Regions from separate parts of the Mus musculus genome. Here region 2 is linked to region 1. Evidence: chromatin loops called from intact Hi-C (ENCODE). Cell type or tissue: heart. All regions are shown on one strand. Each heading gives the region's core, and the rest is flanking DNA. Links, peaks and the distances in the headings are about the cores only.

Region 1 (10,280 bases), core at 1,212-9,211:
AAAAGACATAGACTAACAGACTGGCTACACAAACAGGACCCAACATTCTGCTGCTTACAGGAAACCCATCTCAGGGAAAAAGACAGACACTACCTCAGAGTGAAAGGCTGGAAAACAATTTTCCAAGCAAATGGACTGAAGAAACAAGCTGGAGTAGCCATTTTAATATCGGATAAAATCGACTTCCAACCCAAAGTTATCAAAAAAGACAAGGAGGGACACTTCATACTCATCAAAGGTAAAATCCTCCAAGAGGAACTCTCAATTCTGAATATCTACGCACCAAATGCAAGGGCAGCCACATTCATTAGAGACACTTTAGTAAAGCTCAAAGCATACATTGCACCTCACACAATAATAGTGGGAGACTTCAACACACCACTTTCTTCAAAGGACAGATCGTGGAAACAGAAACTAAACAGGGACACAGTGAAACTAACAGAAGTTATGAAACAAATGGACCTGACAGATATCTACAGAACATTTTATCCTAAAACAAAAGGATATACCTTCTTCTCAGCACCTCACGGGACCTTCTCCAAAATTGACCATATAATTGGTCACAAAACAGGCCTCAATAGATACAAAAATATTGAAATTGTCCCATGTATCCTATCAGACCACCATGGCCTAAGACTGATCTTCAATAACAACATAAATAATGGAAAGCCAACATTCACGTGGAAACTGAATAACACTCTTCTCAATGATACCTTGGTCAAGGAAGGAATAAAGAAAGAAATTAAAGACTTTTTAGAGTTTAATGAAAATGAAGCCACAACGTACCCAAACCTATGGGACACAATGAAAGCATTTCTAAGAGGGAAACTCATAGCGCTGAGTGCCTCCAAGAAGAAACGGGAGACAGCACATACTAGCAGCTTGACAACACATCTAAAAGCCCTAGAAAAAAAGGAAGCAAATTCACCCAAGAGGAGTAGACGGCAGGAAATAACCAAACTCAGGGGTGAAATCAACCAAGTGGAAACAAGAAGAACTATTCAAAGAATTAACCAAACGAGGAGTTGGTTCTTTGAGAAAATCAACAAGATAGATAAACCCTTAGGTAGACTCACTAAAGGGCACAGGGACAAAATCCTAATTAACAAAATCAGAAATGAAAAGGGAGACATAACAACAGATCCTGAAGAAATCCAAAACACCATCAGATCCTTCTACAAAAGGCTATACTCAACAAAACTGGAAAACCTGGACGAAATGGACAAATTTCTGGACAGATACCAGGTACCAAAGTTGAATCAGGATCAAGTTGACCATCTAAACAGTCCCATATCACCTAAAGAAATAGAAGCAGTTATTAATAGTCTCCCAACCAAAAAAAGCCCAGGACCAGATGGGTTTAGTGCAGAGTTCTATCAGACCTTCAAAGAAGATCTAATTCCAATTCTGCACAAACTATTTCACAAAATAGAAGTAGAAGGTACTCTACCCAACTCATTTTATGAAGCCACTATTACTCTGATACCTAAACCACAGAAAGATCCAACAAAGATAGAGAACTTCAGACCAATTTCTCTTATGAATATCGATGCAAAAATCCTCAATAAAATTCTCGCTAACCGAATCCAAGAACACATTAAAGCAATCATCCATCCTGACCAAGTAGGTTTTATTCCAGGGATGCAGGGATGGTTTATTATACGAAAATCCATCAATGTAATCCATTATATAAACAAACTCAAAGACAAAAACCACATGATCATCTCGTTAGATGCAGAAAAAGCATTTGACAAGATCCAACACCCATTCATGATAAAAGTTTTGGAAAGATCAGGAATTCAAGGCCCATACCTAAACATGATAAAAGCAATCTACAGCAAACCAGTAGCCAACATCAAAGTAAATGGAGAGAAGCTGGAAGCAATCCCACTAAAATCAGGGACTAGACAAGGCTGCCCACTTTCTCCCTACCTTTTCAACATAGTACTTGAAGTATTAGCCAGAGCAATTCGACAACAAAAGGAGATCAAGGGGATACAAATTGGAAAAGAGGAAGTCAAAATATCACTTTTTGCAGATGATATGATAGTATATATAAGTGACCCTAAAAATTCTACCAGAGAACTCCTAAACCTGATAAACAGCTTCGGTGAAGTAGCTGGATATGAAATAAACTCAAACAAGTCAATGGCCTTTCTCTATACAAAGAATAAACAGGCTGAGAAAGAAATTAGGGAAACAACACCCTTCTCAATAGTCACAAATAATATAAAATATCTTGGCGTGACTCTAACTAAGGAGGTGAAAGATCTGTATGATAAAAACTTCAAATCTCTGAAGAAAGAAATTAAAGAAGATCTCAGAAGATGGAAAGATCTCCCATGCTCATGGATTGGCAGGATCAACATTGTAAAAATGGCTATCTTGCCAAAAGCAATCTACAGATTCAATGCAATCCCCATCAAAATTCCAACTCAATTCTTCAACGAATTGGAAGGAGCAATTTGCAAATTTGTCTGGAATAACAAAAAACCTAGGATAGCAAAAAGTCTTCTCAAGGATAAAAGAACTTCTGGCGGAATCACCATGCCAGACCTAAAGCTTTACTACAGAGCAATTGTGATAAAAACTGCATGGTACTGGTATAGAGACAGACAAGTAGACCAATGGAATAGAATTGAAGATCCAGAAATGAACCCACACACCTATGGTCACTTGATCTTCGACAAGGGAGCTAAAACCATCCAGTGGAAGAAAGACAGCATTTTCAACAATTGGTGCTGGCACAACTGGTTGTTATCGTGTAGAAGAATGCGAATCGATCCATACTTATCTCCTTGTACTAAGGTCAAATCTAAGTGGATCAAGGAACTTCACATAAAACCAGAGACACTGAAACTTATAGAGGAGAAAGTGGGGAAAAGCCTTGAAGATATGGGTACAGGGGAAAAATTCCTGAACAGAACAGCAATGGCTTGTGCTGTAAGATCAAGAATCGACAAATGGGACCTAATGAAACTCCAAAGTTTCTGCAAGGCAAAAGACACCGTCAATAAGACAAAAAGACCACCAACAGATTGGGAAAGGATCTTTACCTATCCTAAATCAGATAGGGGACTAATATCCAACATATATAAAGAACTCAAGAAGGTGGACTTCAGAAAATCAAATAACCCCATTAAAAAATGGGGCTCAGAACTGAACAAAGAATTCTCACCTGAGGAATACCGAATGGCAGAGAAACACCTGAAAAAATGTTCAACATCCTTAATCATCAGGGAAATGCAAATCAAAACAACCCTGAGATTCCACCTCACACCAGTCAGAATGGCTAAGATCAAAAATTCAGGTGACAGCAGATGCTGGCGAGGATGTGGAGAAAGAGGAACACTCCTCCATTGTTGGTGGGAGTGCAGGCTTGTACAACCACTCTGGAAATCAGTCTGGCGGTTCCTCAGAAAACTGGACATAGTACTCTCGGAGGATCCAGCAATACCTCTCCTGGGCATATATCCAGAAGATGCCCCAACAGGTAAGAAGGACACATGCTCCACTATGTTCATAGCAGCCTTATTTATAATAGCCAGAAGCTGGAAAGAACCTAGATGCCCCTCAACAGAGGAATGGATACAGAAAATGTGGTACATCTACACAATGGAGTACTACTCAGCTATTAAAAAGAATGAATTTATGAAATTCCTAGCCAAATGGATGGACCTGGGGGGCATCATCCTGAGTGAGGTAACACATTCACAAAGAAACTCACACAATATGTATTCACTGATAAGTGGATATTAGCCCCAAACCTAGGATACCCAAGATATAAGATATAATTTGCTAAACACATGAAACTCAAGGAGAATGAAGACTGAAGTGTGGACACTATGCCCCTCCTTAGATTTGGGAACAAAACACCCATGGAAGGAGTTACAGAGACGGAGTTTGGAGCTGAGATGAAAGGATGGACCATGTAGAGACTGCCATAGCCAGGGATCCACCCCATAATCAGCATCCAAACGCTGACACCATTGCATACACTAGCAAGATTTTATTGAAAGGACGCAGATGTAGCTGTCTCTTGTGAGACTATGCCGGGGCCCAGCAAACACAGAAGTGGATGCTCACAGTCAGCTAATGGATGGATCATAGGGCTCCCAATGGAGGAGCTAGAGAAAGTAGCCAAGGAGCTAAAGGGATCTGCAACCCTATAGGTGGAACAACATTATGAGCTAACCAGTACCCCGGAGCTCTTGACTCTAGCTGCATATATATCAAAAGATGGCCTAGTCGGCCATCACTGGAAAGAGAGGCCCATTGGACTTGCAAACTTTATATGCCCCAGTACAGGGGAATACCAGGGCCAAAAAGGGGGAGTGGGTGGGCAGGGGAGTGGGGGTGGGTGGATATGGGGGACTTTTGGTATAGCATTGGAAATGTAAATGAGTTAAATACCTAATAAAAAATGGAAAAAAAAATAAAATAAAAATAAGATGAAACTGGAAAAAAAAAGTTATGTTTAATAATTCCAATTGAACTGTAAGAATTTCAGATGCCCTGGAAAAACATGGACATTGGTTTAGTACCTAAAAGTTCAAAATATTATATATTTTTAAATACCATTTTACACTGAAATACTCCATTTATATACTGGGGACTGTCCTCTTTCTGGTTTGCTTTGTTTTGTTTAATAAAAGAAATAAACCAATCTACCTGAGGAACTGTGAACTATATTGAAGAAAAGCCCCTGCACGGGGGTTCTCTTACCTTTTCAAGAGTGCTTCAAAGAAGGGAAATTTACTGACAGGCAAGGTCTGTACCCATTGTTTAATTGTCTGTTAGATGTTATGCATAGAATACGTCTTTTAACTTAGCCAAATGCAGAAGGCCAAGTGCATATCTACAAACACATAACTCTATATATAGACATGTGCATGGCCGTGTAGAGATGAGACTCTTGCAAGTGTGTCTCTAATGATTCGGGGATATGAGTTTGTCTAATTGACCTTTGAGAGGGGAAACCAGACTGCACATTTCATCTACAAATCCAACCTGTTTCGCAATTTCTCCAGCAATAATACTTGAGTCAAGCTGGGCCGGGAGCTGGTTAACCTCCAGGTCAAACTCACTGGCTGGGCGGGACTGCGCCTGGGCGTAGATTGAGCATGCTAAATTTACTCTCCTGTCCACAGAAAGCCCAGGCACAGTGGAACAGCGGTTTCCAGGAGCTGCTGGTCCCATCTTCCAAGGCTCTGCTCAACTCAGAGCCGCTTCTTCCAAAGTCTACATCTTGGTGGACTTTGCAGAGGAAACCGGGAGGTAGAGACACGTGAGGTAAGCATTTCCTAGGAAGGGTCGGGTGTTCCGGATACCAGAGCCTGGTCCGGGTGTCAGCGTCCTCGTGAGTCTGTGGGGACCAAGTGGCGACAGCCACAAGTCGCTCCAGGAGCACCCGCAGCATCAGCTTTCAGGACGGTGTTTTCCGCGCCAGCCCTGTGCTGTGGATCTCGCTGCCCAGCTCGCAGCCAGGGGCTGGTGGAGGAGCGCGCCAGGGCGGAGGGGACCCAGCAGGGCGGGGTGGCCGGACCTAGAGCCGAGCACCCGGTCCACGCAGGTGACACAGCTTCCCGGGATTCCCCGGGTGAGTTACCTCCAGGCCCTCTCCGGCAGCATCAGGGCGGGGCTCCTCCTCACCACTGGGCTCTGCGGGGCAGTGAGCTTTGCATAAACTCTGGTCCCCGTGTTTGGCTAATGAACTGTGGTTTCTCCCCAGGTCGTGATGGAACTTGAAGAGGACCTTAAGGGAAGAGCAGACAAGAACTTCTCAAAGATGGGCAAAAAGAGGTAGCCAGATTGTTTCACTTTCGTACTTTACTTGTCTTGTACATTCGGGCAATTAGTTTGTAGCCTCCAGCACTGTACTTGATTAGTGGGTGTTATTTCAGACTTCAGAAATGTAAACCAGCCCTTGGAAGGAACTCCTCGCTTGGAGCAGTCCTTCAAATGTGTGTGACAGATCAATCAATGATTCTGTGAATTCAGCCTCTAGAGCAGCGTTGCTCACATCTTTTTATTTTATGACCTCGGCTTTATGAGCGCTGTTGATCGCTCACGCACCTGAGCCATATGCTGTTTGGGCGCTCACTGTGGCCCATTATCTTGCTTCTAATAAAGCCACCATAGATATCACGTTTGTGGTAGAAGGAAAAGAGATCCAAATAACATTTTGTTTAGCTCTCAATGACTATTTCTATATAAAAAGGTTGTATTACCACCGAAAGAAGCCACATCTTATATTCAAATCTCTACAAAGGCTAAGTAAGTGATTAGAACTTTAATGGTGGGGAGGGGTAAGACTGTTGAAAAATTATCATAGGCAATCTTCAGCCCCCATAATACCCTTATTATTAACCTGCCTCTATGTCTGACCTAGCATTCCTGTGACTCTTTTAAGTCTTTGAGGCTGTATTAAGCAAGTAGATCACAAGCTTCTCTTAGGCCACAAGTTAAGAATGTCATCAGATAGCGTCTGAGACAGAAAGCTGAGGTAACTTGCCTACTTGATGAAGCCACCAAACATGTCAAAGTGTGCTGACTTATGACGTTAGAATTCATTTCAGTCCACCAGAAGGGAGAGTAGAAATGAGCGCTCTAAGCAACAGATCTGGGTTCTAAATACCATTGCTCACTACACACTGCCTTCTGTGTTCAGTCCAAAGTAGATACAACCCTGGGACCCCTTTGATAGGATCCCATCATGGTAAGGGGGAATTTCTGGTATAAGAGATAGTAAGGCTACACAACCAGCAAACTTGTTATGTGAGCTCTAACTCAGAGTTCAGTAAAGAAAAAAAATTATAGAAAGCACACTTGGGAACTCTGTGGGATGGATTTTTAAATAATCTCAACATTGAAGTTTTGTTTCTTAGATATGATAATGAGAGTAGAATATATGAATACTATATAATATTTCCAGCTTAAACGTTTGACAGAATCTTAACAATTAATAACATGTACCATTTGCATGGATAAATATTGTTAGATGTTGTAATTTATGTATCTAGGTGAGTTATATACTAGCCTTTACATTTTCTTGTTATTTCATATTTCAATAATAAAAACTTTATATAATGAAAGAAGACACATAGTGGAGGGAAGGTAGCCTAGTTTAAAGAACTGTGTGCAGCACAAACACTTAGACATTTGAGTAAGGTGAGATCTTGTGGAAGGAAATGGTAGTGTCCAGTCCTACACAGATCTTCATCGGGTACCAATGTCAACACTCCCTACAGATTTTAATTCAAACAGATTTTTTTCCATAAGAACTGCTCATCACCACTGATTTTAGGCTGTTGTCAATACCCCTGTTTTATAATATAAGGATCATAGTGAAGCATTTAGCTTGGTTGACAGACAATGCTGGAATAACAAATGATCCCTGGACTATATGCATCTGCATACATTCTTTGTAAAAATGATTTGCTGAGTTTGTTTGTCTTATGGTCCTGCAGTTCAAAACCTAGGCCCTGAGTTCTATATAAGTGCCTTAGAGTGATGTTTAGTAAATTGATCTGTAAAAATTTGTTGTTGACGATAGGGGTAGAGGATAATCTAGGAGGGCTGAGAGTTGGGAATAAATTTTCCAAGCCATACGATGTCTTGGCTTTTACAATATGAACATCTGAGGATGTATCTAGCAGCTCGGAGGTTATTCCTGTAACTACAGGAGTTTGCCTTGGCTTTTGTCCCAGCTGTGGGACTTCACTCTTCTGCAGTTTTCTGACCCCTGAAAGAAAGATGAAGTTTGCCTTCCTTGGAATTGTTTACAAATTGTGTAAGGAAAGTTTACTTAGTGCTTGGGATATTATTATAACATCTCCAAGTAGCATCAGTTTTAGAGAATGGAAAAAAGCTTAGAACTAAAATTCTGTCATGTATAGTTATTTATCTCCTCATCCTGGCTTCTGGGACACTGACTGGTTCTTTACTGGGATAGGGTGGAACCAAATGTGAAGATGTTTCTATATAGTATGTTCAGTGTCCATTTAACATCAAGCCAAATTAATGTAGGAAAAAGCTTTTTCTTTAGAAAGCTTTTTATTAGCATGGAGATGATCCTTCTGTCTGTAAAAAGCATAAGGATTTGAGTGCTAGACACACACACACACACACACACACACACACACACACACACACACACACACCAGGCGTGCAATCTGTGCCTGGGGTACCAAGGGTCAATGACCCACAGGTCTACCCAAATTCAGTGAGTATCTAAAAAGAGTAAAGTGGACATAGATTGTGAAAGCTACTGAATGTTGTTTTCTTTTAATATTAGTCAAAAGAAAAACAAAGGAAAATTTACTTTTTGAACTTAAAAATACTCGTAAAAGCACGGCTTTTCTTTTCTGACAGTGTTTGTACACAAGGAAATAAGACTTGTTATGGCTAGTTTGCTTTTACATCCTAGGTGGCTGTTACATGGAGTGAAAATGGGTTAGTGTGATATTTGAATCTGGGTTTAAAATTGAGAACTGACCCTTTCTGTCTAAGGACAGCTTTCTGATTGCTTACAGCGCATCTTTTCTACATTGTATCTCTTTCTGTAATGGCTCACTCAGAGCTGCAGACGTCCTGTCTCAATGAGATTTCCTCGCGGTGATTGAATTACTGTGTTTCTTAGGCAGTTGTGTTCAGCGTCTGATGGTCACGGAGCTTTATTAGGAAAGGGGATGATCAGGAATAATATTCTGTCTACAGACAGGACATCTATGATAGTAAAGGGGACCAATCCTAAAAGCATAAACTATGTCATAATTAGAATAAAATACAAAACATCACGTTTAGTGTGTGTGTGTCTTGTAAAAAGTGTGTGTATGTGAGGAAAATTAAGAAATGTCTAAGGTATGAGGAATATATAAAAATTCTGGCTCTCACAGGGTCCCTAATGAAGGAGCTAGAGAAAGCACCCAAGTAGCTGAAGGGGTCTGCAACCCTATAGGAGGAACAACAATATGAACTAACCAGTACCCCAGAGCTCCCTGGGAATAAACCATCAATCACATGGTGGGACTTGTGACTCTAGCTGCACATGTAGCAGAGGATGGCCTTGTTGGTCATCAATGGGAGGAGAAGCCCTTGGTCCTGTGAAGGCTCTATGCCCCAGGATAGGGGAATGCCAGGGCCAGGAATGGGAGTGGGTGGGTTGGGGAGCAGGGGAAGGGAGGAGGGGATAGGGGATTTTCAGAGGGGAAACTAGGGAAGGGGATAGCATTTGAAATGTAAATGAGGAAAACATGAAAGAAAGAAAGAAAGAAAGAAAGAAAGAAAGAAAGAAAGAAAGAAAGAAAGAAAGAAAGGAAGAAAGAAAGAAAGAAAGATATCATCTAATACCAAAAAAGTAAAAAATAAAAAAACAAACAAACAAAAAATCCTGAAATCCTGGCTCTCATCGGTAACCACATAAGTAGATTTCTAAGATATATTTACATTTAAACTGCATAAATGCCATACCATTATGCTTTTATTGACTAAAACAATAGTCAATTTTGGATTTTGTCTTGTCATTTAACAAAATCTCTGTAAGTTGATTTAGTAATTGCAAGGTTTTGTATAAGGTTTTTAAAGTTTCATCTAATTATTCTGCTCTATTTTCAGTAAAAAGGAGAAGAAAGAAAAGAAACCAGCAGTCAGTGTGCTTACAATGGTGAGTTTTTACTATACTGCCCGCCAATGTCACTCCTTCTGCTCCTAGAAAAGAGGTAATTCGCCTGGAACAATATGCTATTGGAGATAAATATTTAGTGATGGGGAGATAAAGGTAAATGATTAGAGTCCTATTTTCAAAGGAAGGCGGTTTATAATTTGACATGTGAATTACGACTTAGCAGGTGCCCCTTCCTGCCTAGATTTCTGTATTCTCCTTATGAGGTATCTCTCTGATTTATGGCTTCCATAGGCATCTTTGCCATCGAGCTTTGAGAGATGGGTGTATTACATAACATTTTTTAATGACCCTTAACATCCTGATAGGGTCAAAGTCCTAAGTAGCTATAATAATAAAAGGCAGCAATGGATTATTTATTACTATGACTTAGCATATGCCATTATTCTTCTGTGCTGAATAACTGAAAATGTAGAACTTGAAAGGATTACATAACCATTTAGTTTTCTGGTGGCATGCTGGTTGTTTGTAAGCTTTTCTTTAAACTCACTTGGACTGTAACAGGAATTTTATAAGTGTGGCTATTTTATTCTAATGATCTTTGTTTCCTTGAACACTTCCTTTTTTTCTAAGGGTCTATGCAAATTTACATGAACTG
Region 2 (10,280 bases), core at 893-8,892, 120 kb before region 1:
AGAGGAGTTCACAGACAAGCCCAGAGTTTTGCCTTTTACTTTGCGTTACACTGAAAGAAGTTAATACGGGTTTTCTAAAGCGGAGTAAAATATGACTCAGAGCTCAAGAGAATACTAGGCTGTTTTGTCAAGGATCAACTACAGTAGCCAAAGGGAGATACCACAGAGGCCATTGCAAAACTTCAGATGCAGGTTAAGGTGGAGTTGCTAAGATTTGACAATGATGTCATGTGGCTAAAAGCACAGAGAACTGAAGCAACTACAAACTTAATATCCTTAGGTTTATACTGCTGTGATAGGTTGGGGTTGTTGACTTTCTGGGTAGACAACCTTGGAGCCTCATTTAAAAGGGTCTATACTGGGGATGAAGGCACCCCAATGCCCCCTTTTATTTACTTATTTGCATTCATAGTTCCTGGCTTATAACTCCCATAGTCCTTGTTTTTTCCTAAGTGATTAGAACAATAAGGTTAATGTTATTTGGCCTTTTGTCCTTGGCTCCTGAAGCAGTTTTGGAACAGCTTCAGAGCAATAAAGATGAAAGGCTGGATTCTAATACTGGGGTACTGGAAATCTCAGAAAACAGAATCAAGTGTCTCTGTTGTCCCTGTCTGTCTCTTCTTCCTTCTCTCCCTCCTCTTACATCCTGGCCTCATTCACTCTATTCATCTGTTACAGATAGGAACAGGTAAGAAATGTCTCTTCCTAAACAGGCCACAGAAGCAAGAGTTATAGCGCAACCCTCCCCTGCCTTTTCTATTACAACTGGTCATCACTCTGACCCTGCCTGAGAACATCCTATTTCAGATGAACTCTTTCTCATACCTTGGAGGAAGAAGTGCTTCACAGAGAGGGGAAGTAGGCAGACAGCACAGGAACTCAGCTGAGCTACAGGACACCCAGCTGGTATCTGCTGCAGGCATACATGCTGGTGGAGAAAAATCCCTACATTTCTGGATCATCTGACATGTTCTGGGTTGTGACTGTGTAATAAGGGAGTTTGCTTTCCAGTTTGTCTTTTAAACTATGAAGTATGAAAGGATCTAGGAAAGGCATAATGAAGGAGAGGGAACAATTGCTGGGACAAAGAATAGAAGAGAAAGGATCAGATATAGTTCACAGGTCAAAGGCTGGTATTACACACAAAACAATGTATTAACCATGCTGAGAGGAGCAAGGGTACAGAGAACTTGGGATGTACTGTGTAGAAAGGGATGTTTAATGACATTTGTAATCAGACATGGTCTGACTCAGTAATTCTGTATGTGGAAATATTACTCTTCAGGAAATAAGACTATTTAAGGAAAAGATAATATGCTGAAATCATTCTGATTTAAAGTAAAAACAGGCCAGGGGGATGGCTCAGTGGATACTGCACTCACTGCAGAGGCTGAACCTGAGTTTAATCCCCATAGACCACATAGTGGAAGAAAAGAATTGACTTTGGCATGCTGTCCTCTGTATGCATGCTATGACATGCATAGCCACACACACATATGCATACCACATGTTCACGGGCATGCATGTACACACATACAAAGTATACAATAATTTTTGAAAACATGTGCAAAAAAACCTAAAGCCATGTGTGGTGCCAAAGCCTGTTATTACACTTTGTGAGGCTGAGGCAGGATGCTTTTGAGCTTGAGGGCAACCTGGGGTATAGAGTAAGCTCTAGGCTACCCTTCTTAATAATGATTCTCCTTCTCTCCTTCTCTCATTCTCTCCTTCTCTCATTCTCTTTCTCTCTCTCCCTCCCTCCCTCTCTCTCTCCCCCTCCCTTCCTCCCGCTCTCTCTCCTTCTCTCTCTCTCTCCCTCTCTCTCTCTCTCTCCCTCTCTTCCTCTCTCCCTCTCTCTTTCTCTCTTACTCTCCCACTCTCTCTCTCTCCTCTCTCTCTCTCCCTCTCTCTCCCTCTCTCTCCCTCTCTCTTCCTCTCTCCCTCTCTCTTTCTCTCTTTTTCTCTTTCTCATAATAAAGAGATGGAGGGATTAAGAGTTGATGGGGAAAACAGAAAAGCTGATTTAAAGTACCATAAAATAAAAACAATTAATACCTATTAAAATTTCAGCATAGAGTATATTCAAGAAAAAGGTATTTTTTTCTTGTTCTCCTATATAGTCCAGGATGGCCTGATTTTGAGCTCATCCTACCTCAGTCAGCCACATGCTGAGATCATAGGTGTGGAGCACTCCACTCAGTGAGAAAATGGTTAGTATTGTATCAAGTAGCAGTTTGATAAAAACAACTATTTTCTTACTGGTATACACCTTGAAACAGTGAATTAAATATGTAATATGTTTTAATATTTTCCTATTTATTTCATATTATAGTTTCAGAAGAATATATCTTCACTTAAAGAGAGGCATTTTAGTTAACACTGTAAAATAATCAACTTTACCAGCAATCAAAACAATATGATATAATTTTTCTCTTATAAATTTTGCCTCACTTTTAATACTTATGTGGAAAGAGTAAGAAGCAGGCATCCTCAAATATACCTGATATACTGAAATTGTATGGTCTCTCTGAATGGAAAATTTACAGTGTATTTGGAAAACTTTAATAAAACATATGCTAATTGTCCCAGGAATTCCTCTGTTGCTTTTGCATGGTTCTGTGCACTGCGTATCAGGTACTGATTACTGTGCCCAGAGAGCTGGTTGTATTCCAGACACTGGCATTGTCAAGCATCTCCTGTCTCAATGTTGTGTAAAAACTGTTCTCCATCGCATCTGAGCTGATCGGTCTATAGCTGGGAGGGAAGTTAAGATGAGACTTCAGAGTTCACCATGAAGGAGTCACTATGGGGCAGTCACCATCAGAACAGGAATGAAAAAGAAGACCAGGGGGAGACCAAGATGGCAGGAAAGCCACATGGCTGGAAAGTAGGCCAAGCCAGCCTAGTTGCAGGAGCTGAGAACTAGCCTATCTTAATGCCTGAAGCTTTTAATAAATATCAGCTTGCTGTGTTATTATTCAAAGCAAAGGAGGGTGTAGAAAGGCCTTGAACTTTTATGCTTTGTTAGGAATTCTTTTCATGTAAGAGAAAATCCTGTTTCCATATAAAATGTTAAAAAAACTATAAACTTGTTTGCTATAAAACTGCATGCAGTATTAATAAATGAACACTCTCTAAAAGTCTAACAGGTAAGCATAACTACTAACATGTGTGCAGTGTAGTGAATGCTGCTGTAGAAGGAAGGTTCAGCACACGTGAGATTGTTCCCGTATGCTGTTTAAAGGAGAAAGCACTGCGGCTGGCTATTATTTGCATCTCTATTAAGGAAAATATGTCTGCGCCTAGAAAAAAACTGGAAATGCTCCTAACAGCTATTTCTTGAGGGTAATTAGTGACAGAATCATTGTGTCTACCTTTCTGTACTTTCATTTTCCTCAGTGAATATGTCTTACTCTCTAATTAATCTAAAGGCAGCACTGTGGAGGTGAGACTCTCATAGCATTCGGGCTTCAATGTGAAGTATCCACACACACCCAGTGTGGGCTCTCACTTTGAAGCTGGCAGAATTGCCTCTGGAGGAGGCAGGCCCTCAGGAGGGTGCATAGCTGTGGGAGGAGGTTCCTGGGAGTATTTTTGAAGAGTATACCACTCCCCGTTTCCTCTCTCTCCTCTACTTCTTCTGTGCCTTTTAGTGAGAGGTCATCATGAGGTTATGGTCAAGAGCATGACACCAAAGAACCACATGCTGGATCTTCTAAAACTGACAGCCACATACATCTTTTCTCCTTTGTTTAAGTCAGAAAATTGTGTTTTTTTCTTGCCCTGCTATGGAGTTCAGGCTGGCCCTGAATTTGAGCTCATCGTACCTCAACCAGTCACTTGCTGGGATCATTCAGTGTGGAGCACTACACTTAGGGAGAAAAATGGTTAGCAGTTTAAGTCAGATATTTAGCCATAAAAAAAAAGAAAGTAACTAATGTAGATGTCCTTTAAAAATTAAGATCCCTGGGCTAAATTTGGGGATTCGCCTACAGTGAAGAGGTACTGGTAACTTAAGAAAGTAGTTCCAGACATTTCCATAAGAAGGAAGAGAGGGAGGAGTCAGATAGAAGAGGCTTGGCAGTAGCAAAAAAAGATAGTGCAGCCATGTCTGTGACATTTAAAAAAAAAGATTGCCACTGTTACGTGAGCAATCTAATGACCTGAAACCCTCTAAGAACTGCACTTTCAGTAAACTCAGAGCAAATGTCACAGAACCATACACTAAAACCAGGCCAACAAAATAATTCTTGTTAGGGAGGAAGTAACTGAGTAAGAACTCAGTGAGGGAGAAACCTGACTGGATCCAGAGTCTGGAGGGGAATATAGACTCAGACTACAAGCAGCAACAGTCACAACAAAACTTATGAACCCAAGATTAACTTCCATGACTCAACCCTACAAAGGACAGCTCTGAGGTACGGAGGGCATTCTCAAATGCACTCTTACCACACCACCCAGAGGTGTAACCGGCATCTGTGAACTGACCCGTGAAGAAACCATTCATCATTTGCCAGAGTCAGAAATTCAATCTTTAGAAAGGAGAGGTGTGACAGGCAGCTGGGAGCCCAGGAAGGAAAACTGAGATGTGAAACTAAAAGCAGTGGACAGGCTACACTACATCCAAGGGGAGATGAAACACCAGGATATTCTAAGGAAACACAAACTTAAGGCCCATGCCACAGGAGGAAATGCATGCCTAGTACTGCAAGTCTGGCCAATAACCCATGACTGGGGAACTTATAGACCCTGAAGATAAGGCTATTATTGTTAATTATACTGTTAGTTTAGTGCACTGCATGGACATGGTATCAACTTCCTTCTAAATCTGTGCCTTTATACCCATAGGTTGGTGCAGCCCCTGGACTTCACCAGAGAAGTTTCCTGGGGGCTGAGACTCATGATTGTTCAGTGTGTAGAGAATAAGTGTCTGTGGAGTACTTGGTCATAAATGGGACATTTGTATCACACCTCTACCCACAAGGTTCAGGGACCTCAAGGAGGAAAGACTGTACAAAGACTGTGAGATGAACTTGGTTAGGGAAGACTCAAGCACATCTCCTCTCCTGGATCTGAGAGGACTACTGCTTTCCTGAGCTCATAGCAGCAGTAGTTGCTGCACTAAGTTAGAAGCCTGTCAACATTTCAGCCCTCAGGTGTAGTTGACTGTTGCTGGACAAAGACAGGTCAACGTTTAAGGGCATGGTCTCTGGTAAGAGGGCCATGTCCAGTAGATGGCTCCACATGTGTGAGCATATGGACAGCACAGAGTGGACTCAGGGGGTTAGTAGACTACTAAAGAGGATATGACGTTCAAGCGGGAGAGGGTGGGATGAATGTAGGAGTTAAGGGGAAGGCTGGAGTGACTGCGGTCAAAATGCATTGCATTCATGAACAGAATTCTGAAATGATAAAAATACTATAGTAAAAATAAAGAGAGCGTAGACTGAAGGAGAAAATGAAAAGAGGTAACAATGAACGCTAGCAAGGATGTGAATGAAAGGGAAGCTGATACACTTTTGGCAGAAATGTAAAATAGTTCAGAGGAATAAAAGCCAGCACAAAGGTTTCTCAAAAGCCCAAGGCTACATTTACCACCTGAGCCAGATATAGCTCCTGGGCTTGCAGACTCCAAGTCAGAGCCTCACAGAGACACTTGCACCATGTTTATAATGCACTTAGCTAGATTCTGGAACCAACCTAGGGATCCTCTAACAGTAGACAGGACAAAGAACATGTGGTACATAGACTTAACTGAATTTTTCTCAGCCATAAAGAAGAACAACATCATGCTTTCAGGAAAACGGAAATAACTGGAAATAATCATATTAAGTGAATTTAGCCATCCTGGGAGACGTAAACACAGTGGTTCCTAGATGTTTTAATGCTACATCAAGTCATGTGTGTATGTGACATAAAGAAGAAGTGAAACCATCTAGGAAACACAGGTTCAAGGAGTGAAAGAGTGGGAAAAGGAGGGATCATGGTGAAAAAAAAACTTACCAACATACAGTATTTAGTTATATGAAAAAGTTAAAGAACATTAGGAACTTTACAGATTTTTAAAAAACTGTCTCCCAAGTCAATGAGGCAATTCCAATTCCAGACTGTGTGTGGATTCTCAGTAACAATCAGCATGGCTCAAACACTCCGCAAGGGACACCTCCATGTCAGAATTGCTAACTGGCTCCTCACTAGATTTTGCTTCTCAACTTTGAATCCTTTATACAAGACATAAGACACTTCAGTATTTTATGAATCAGCTCCATTTTGCCTGTTGGGGTGAGGGTGATCCCAGCTGGTGACTGATTGATGTGTAGCTATTTCCTTGGAACCCTGCAGGGGGCTTACAACACCTCAGCAAGCTAATTAACATTACAAGACTCCAAAAGCACAGAAGTCCCTCTACTCATAAAGTCTTCTGGGGAGCTCAGGCCAAGCTGTGCAGGGCGCTCAAGGGGAACATGGGCGGGGGGGGGGGGGGGGCCCGGCAGTGGCAGGCGGATTTCTGAGTTCAAGGGGAACATTTGTCTAAGAGCCACTATGGCAGGCAGCAATGTGGCCTTTCCAGAGAACCTGCTACCTTACACTCACCCTTTCCCTGGCAGTAACCCCTCACCCATGCTCATGGTACGAACAGCAAGAAAGGCAGTGGGACACCAGGCTACTCTTTTTTTTGGGGGGTGGGGGTGGGGTTTTTGGTTTTTTGAGACAAGGTTTCTCTGTATAGCCCTGGCTGTCCTGGAACTCACTTTGTAGACCAGGCTGGCCTTGAACTCAGAAATCCGCCTGCCTCTGTCGCCCCTGCTGGGATTAAAGGCGTGCGCCACCACGCTCGGCCAGGCTACTCTTAGGTGGAATAATTGCTCTGGTCTGCTGTCAACACAAGTCCCCAGAAAAGTTACAAATATTTTTACTTGAAATCTCTTGAGGATCAGAGGTGAGGAAGACACAGCATCTGTTCCCAACACCGGGAGTAACTGGGACCAGCGGAACCAGGCACATAGGAACTCTGCCAGACAAGTGGCACGGGTTCCTTCGGGCCTGTCTGAGCAGACCTTGGGCACAAGCTCCACAGCCAGCCCAATACCCAGACGCAGCTCCACTCCCAGGCGCTCTACCACAGCCAGGATCAGAGGATCACAGGACCCTAGAAGCTTGGTCACACCAGGATCTCAAGGTTCCAAAGGCAGCTTGACTCCCAGGAGTTCAGACACACCGAGGATCTCAGGATCCTGGATCCCAGAACCACAGGGTCACAGAGACAGCTGGACTCGGAGAGTTCTTACACAACCAGGATCACAGGAAGGACAGGCTCCAGTCAGACATAGCCAGGGCAGGTACAACTGGGCATAACCAGCAAAGAGTGAGACTGAAGGCTTCGCTTGATATTTACAATTACTTTATCAATTATGTAGAAGAATACTTTATAGGTTACTCTTTTTCTGAGATGTATGCTTTTCAAAATCATCACAGCCAATGAACCAGAATCTTAGCCTCACCTATTGTCTGTGCCACCCTCTAAGCAGAACCATTGTTTATTGAAACAGTTGATGAATGACTTCATGGATAGACCATCTTAATACACACACCATTTCTTAAATGAATGTAACCTGCTTCCTGCGGGCTGAGAATGACGACAATCACTCAAGTCAAATAGCTTTAACTATAGCAGAAAACCTGTATCCAAAAATTGTACCTACAATTCATTTCTTGAGCAGCATAACTGTCAACTCTTAGCTTATCTACTCTGGAGAGGTAAAATCATTTGGTGATGTGAGAGACATTCAAGTACAGCCTTTTTACAATGAACTCCAATGTCCAAAAACTGTTCTTATTTTGTGTTTGTACCACAGTAAGAGCCAAGAGCTCTACTAAAAACAAAACAAACAAAGAGACTTTATCTATTTTTGTTCATTAAAAAACTAATAGTGATGTATTCTTTTAAAATAACATACAGTTAACATATTTGGAGTTATTTAAAATTTATATTGAGAAAATATTTTCAGTATTGTTGTAGACAAACATCTACATAAGACTGTTCAATTAATTGTTTTATATCAAACAACTTTTATATAACACTCATTTTTACTGTTATAATATTTTATGAATTTTAAAGAATATGATAAAAAACGAAAGGTATTTCAGGTTTTGAAGGGGGGGCTCTCCCGGAGGAGTTGGGGTACAAAAGGAAAAGAAGAATGTGATAAAAGTCTATTTACTCAAAATATGTTTTTAAATGTTAACAAATTCAGATAAATTGAAATTATGTATTTTTCTCATCATAATGCAATAAAACTTAAAACAAAAAAAAGAAAAGAAAAGAAAAGAAAGAAATCTCTTACTAGTGCGTGGTTTGCTTGGAGTCAGGAATTGTACTTTTCATTCAAAAGTTTCTAATGTTTTACACACACACACACACACACACACACACACACACACACTGGCATTTAAGAAAATGTCTTTTTAGCCGGGCGTGGTGGCACACGCCTTTAATCCCAGCACTCGGTAGGCAGAGGCAGGCGGATTTCTGAGTTCGAGACTAGCCTGGTCTACAGAGTGAGTTCCAGGACAGCCAGGGCTACACAGAGAAACCTTGTCTTGAAAAACCAAAAAAAAAAAACAAAAAAAAAACAAAAACAAAAAGAAAATGTCTTTTTAAGCTACGCATAGTAGCGCACGCCTTTGGTGCCAGCAAGCAGGAGGCAGAGGCAGGTGGATCTCTGTGAATTAGAGGCTGGCCTGGTCTACATAGTGAGTTCCAGAAGAGCTAGGGCTAGAGAGAGACCTTGTAGTCTCAAAAGAAAGAAAGAGAGAGAGAGAGAGAGAGACAGACAGACAGACAGACAGACATAGAAAATGTCTTTCCTAGATTAGATATGCAACACATATTCATTGAATACTTATATCCCTTTATTACATGTATATATAATTTACAGAGTACCTTATAACTTTGGCCTGACTACAATGTTTAAGTATAATAGATTTTTCATGCTGTTTGCAAGATTAGGAAACTAAAAAATATTTACAGATTTCATTTAATTAAATTTCAATGAAATTATAGGAAATCCAGAGTTCTTACACAATGTTACACATACTAGTAGTGGGATTAATTGCTAGACAATTTTTTTTTTAATAAACGTAAAGGTTAAGGGTCAGTGAACTTGTAATTGAATTTACCTAAAATAACTGAAATTTTACATTAGAAATGATAGGGAAATTTATTTCTTCAAAATGGACCATACTCAGATGAACTATAGTTCTGAAGTTTCAGTGGAATATTTCAGAGCAGAAATAGTTGCAATTCTTTTATAATTACGATAGTAATATAGATATTTTTATTTAAGCTACACACGAAGATTAAGATAAAAGTTGTGCTTTTTCATAAATATTGAAAATGCAATTAGAGGCTGAACTCACTAATAATCTCTCAATGCCCCCCCCCATGTGTGTATGTGTGTGTGTGTATACATTCACAGAGGTCAACTTTGGGTGTCTTTCTCTATGGCTCTCCATCTTATTTTTTGAGACTAGGTCTCTTTCTTAGAGTCTGCAGCTCATTAGTTCAGCTGGACTGCCCTGCCATGAGTTCTGGGGAACCACCTGCCTTTCACTGCCCAGGTTACAAACCCATCCCACTATGGCTATCTTTTATGTGACTTTTACTGATACTAAGTTAGAAATTCTTGTTTGTAAGGCAAGCACTTTATTCACTAAACCAAATCATAGTTCTGACTAATAATTTCTGGTAAGAAATTAATGTTGCATACAAAGTTTAAATCAGGTAAAACTTATTCAAAGCATTAAGTTACAATTAAGATTTCAACTACTTTTCAAAATGGCAAGTACCTTTGTTCAAACTTCAAATATGGTGTATAGTCTATCACAGCAGGGAAGGTGCCATCTAATCCTTCTCCCTTTAGGCAGAAGCTAAGAAAGCAGAAAAACACTCATGTTAGTTCATAAATCATAGAGTTATAACTTCATAGGAATTTTTCATAATTTAATTGTTACTTGTTATAAATAAGTACCTTAAATGTTCTATTTTCAATACTAATAAATATTATTCAAGTCAGTACATTATTACATAAATAATGGTTTATTGTTTCATAAAGCAAAATTAAAATTTACTGAGAAATAAATCTGTTTTAATCACTATTCTATTGCCGTAAAGACACACCATGACCACAGCAACTCTTACCAATAAAAAGCATTTAATTGGGGGCTTGCTCACAGTTACAGAGGCTTAGTCCATTATCATTATGGTAGGAGCATGGTGG

What was found. A loop is a pair of places that touch in the nucleus more often than their neighbours do. Peaks named below come from ENCODE experiments on the same cell type or tissue, not always from the same donor. Only the 100,000 strongest peaks of a DNase experiment are listed, where the experiment ranks them.
Region 2: it touches region 1 in a loop (2.0-fold over the local background); 2 of 42 quality-filtered maps call a loop at or near these places.

Annotation. Positions count from the first base shown.
Region 1 is chr5:8,654,931-8,665,210 of GRCm38, forward strand. Abcb1a (ATP-binding cassette, sub-family B (MDR/TAP), member 1A) reads left to right here. Exons shown (of 30, transcript NM_011076.3): 3 at 5,151-5,292; 4 at 5,732-5,802; 5 at 9,616-9,664. The coding sequence starts at 5,738. Among named protein-coding and RNA genes, the nearest start is that of Gm31157, 36 kb to the right of the region's middle. In heart, for the core only: no CTCF peak of the experiment used is centred there; a DNase peak (open chromatin) is centred at 5,491; H3K4me3 peaks cover 965 bases; H3K27ac peaks cover 386 bases; H3K27me3 peaks cover 316 bases.
Region 2 is chr5:8,538,387-8,548,666 of GRCm38, forward strand. Rundc3b (RUN domain containing 3B) reads right to left here. Exons shown (of 11, transcript NM_001347311.1): 6 at 9,850-9,930. Among named protein-coding and RNA genes, the nearest start is that of Abcb1a, 24 kb to the right of the region's middle. In heart, for the core only: a CTCF peak has its summit at 5,237 (motif pointing right); no DNase peak of the experiment used is centred there.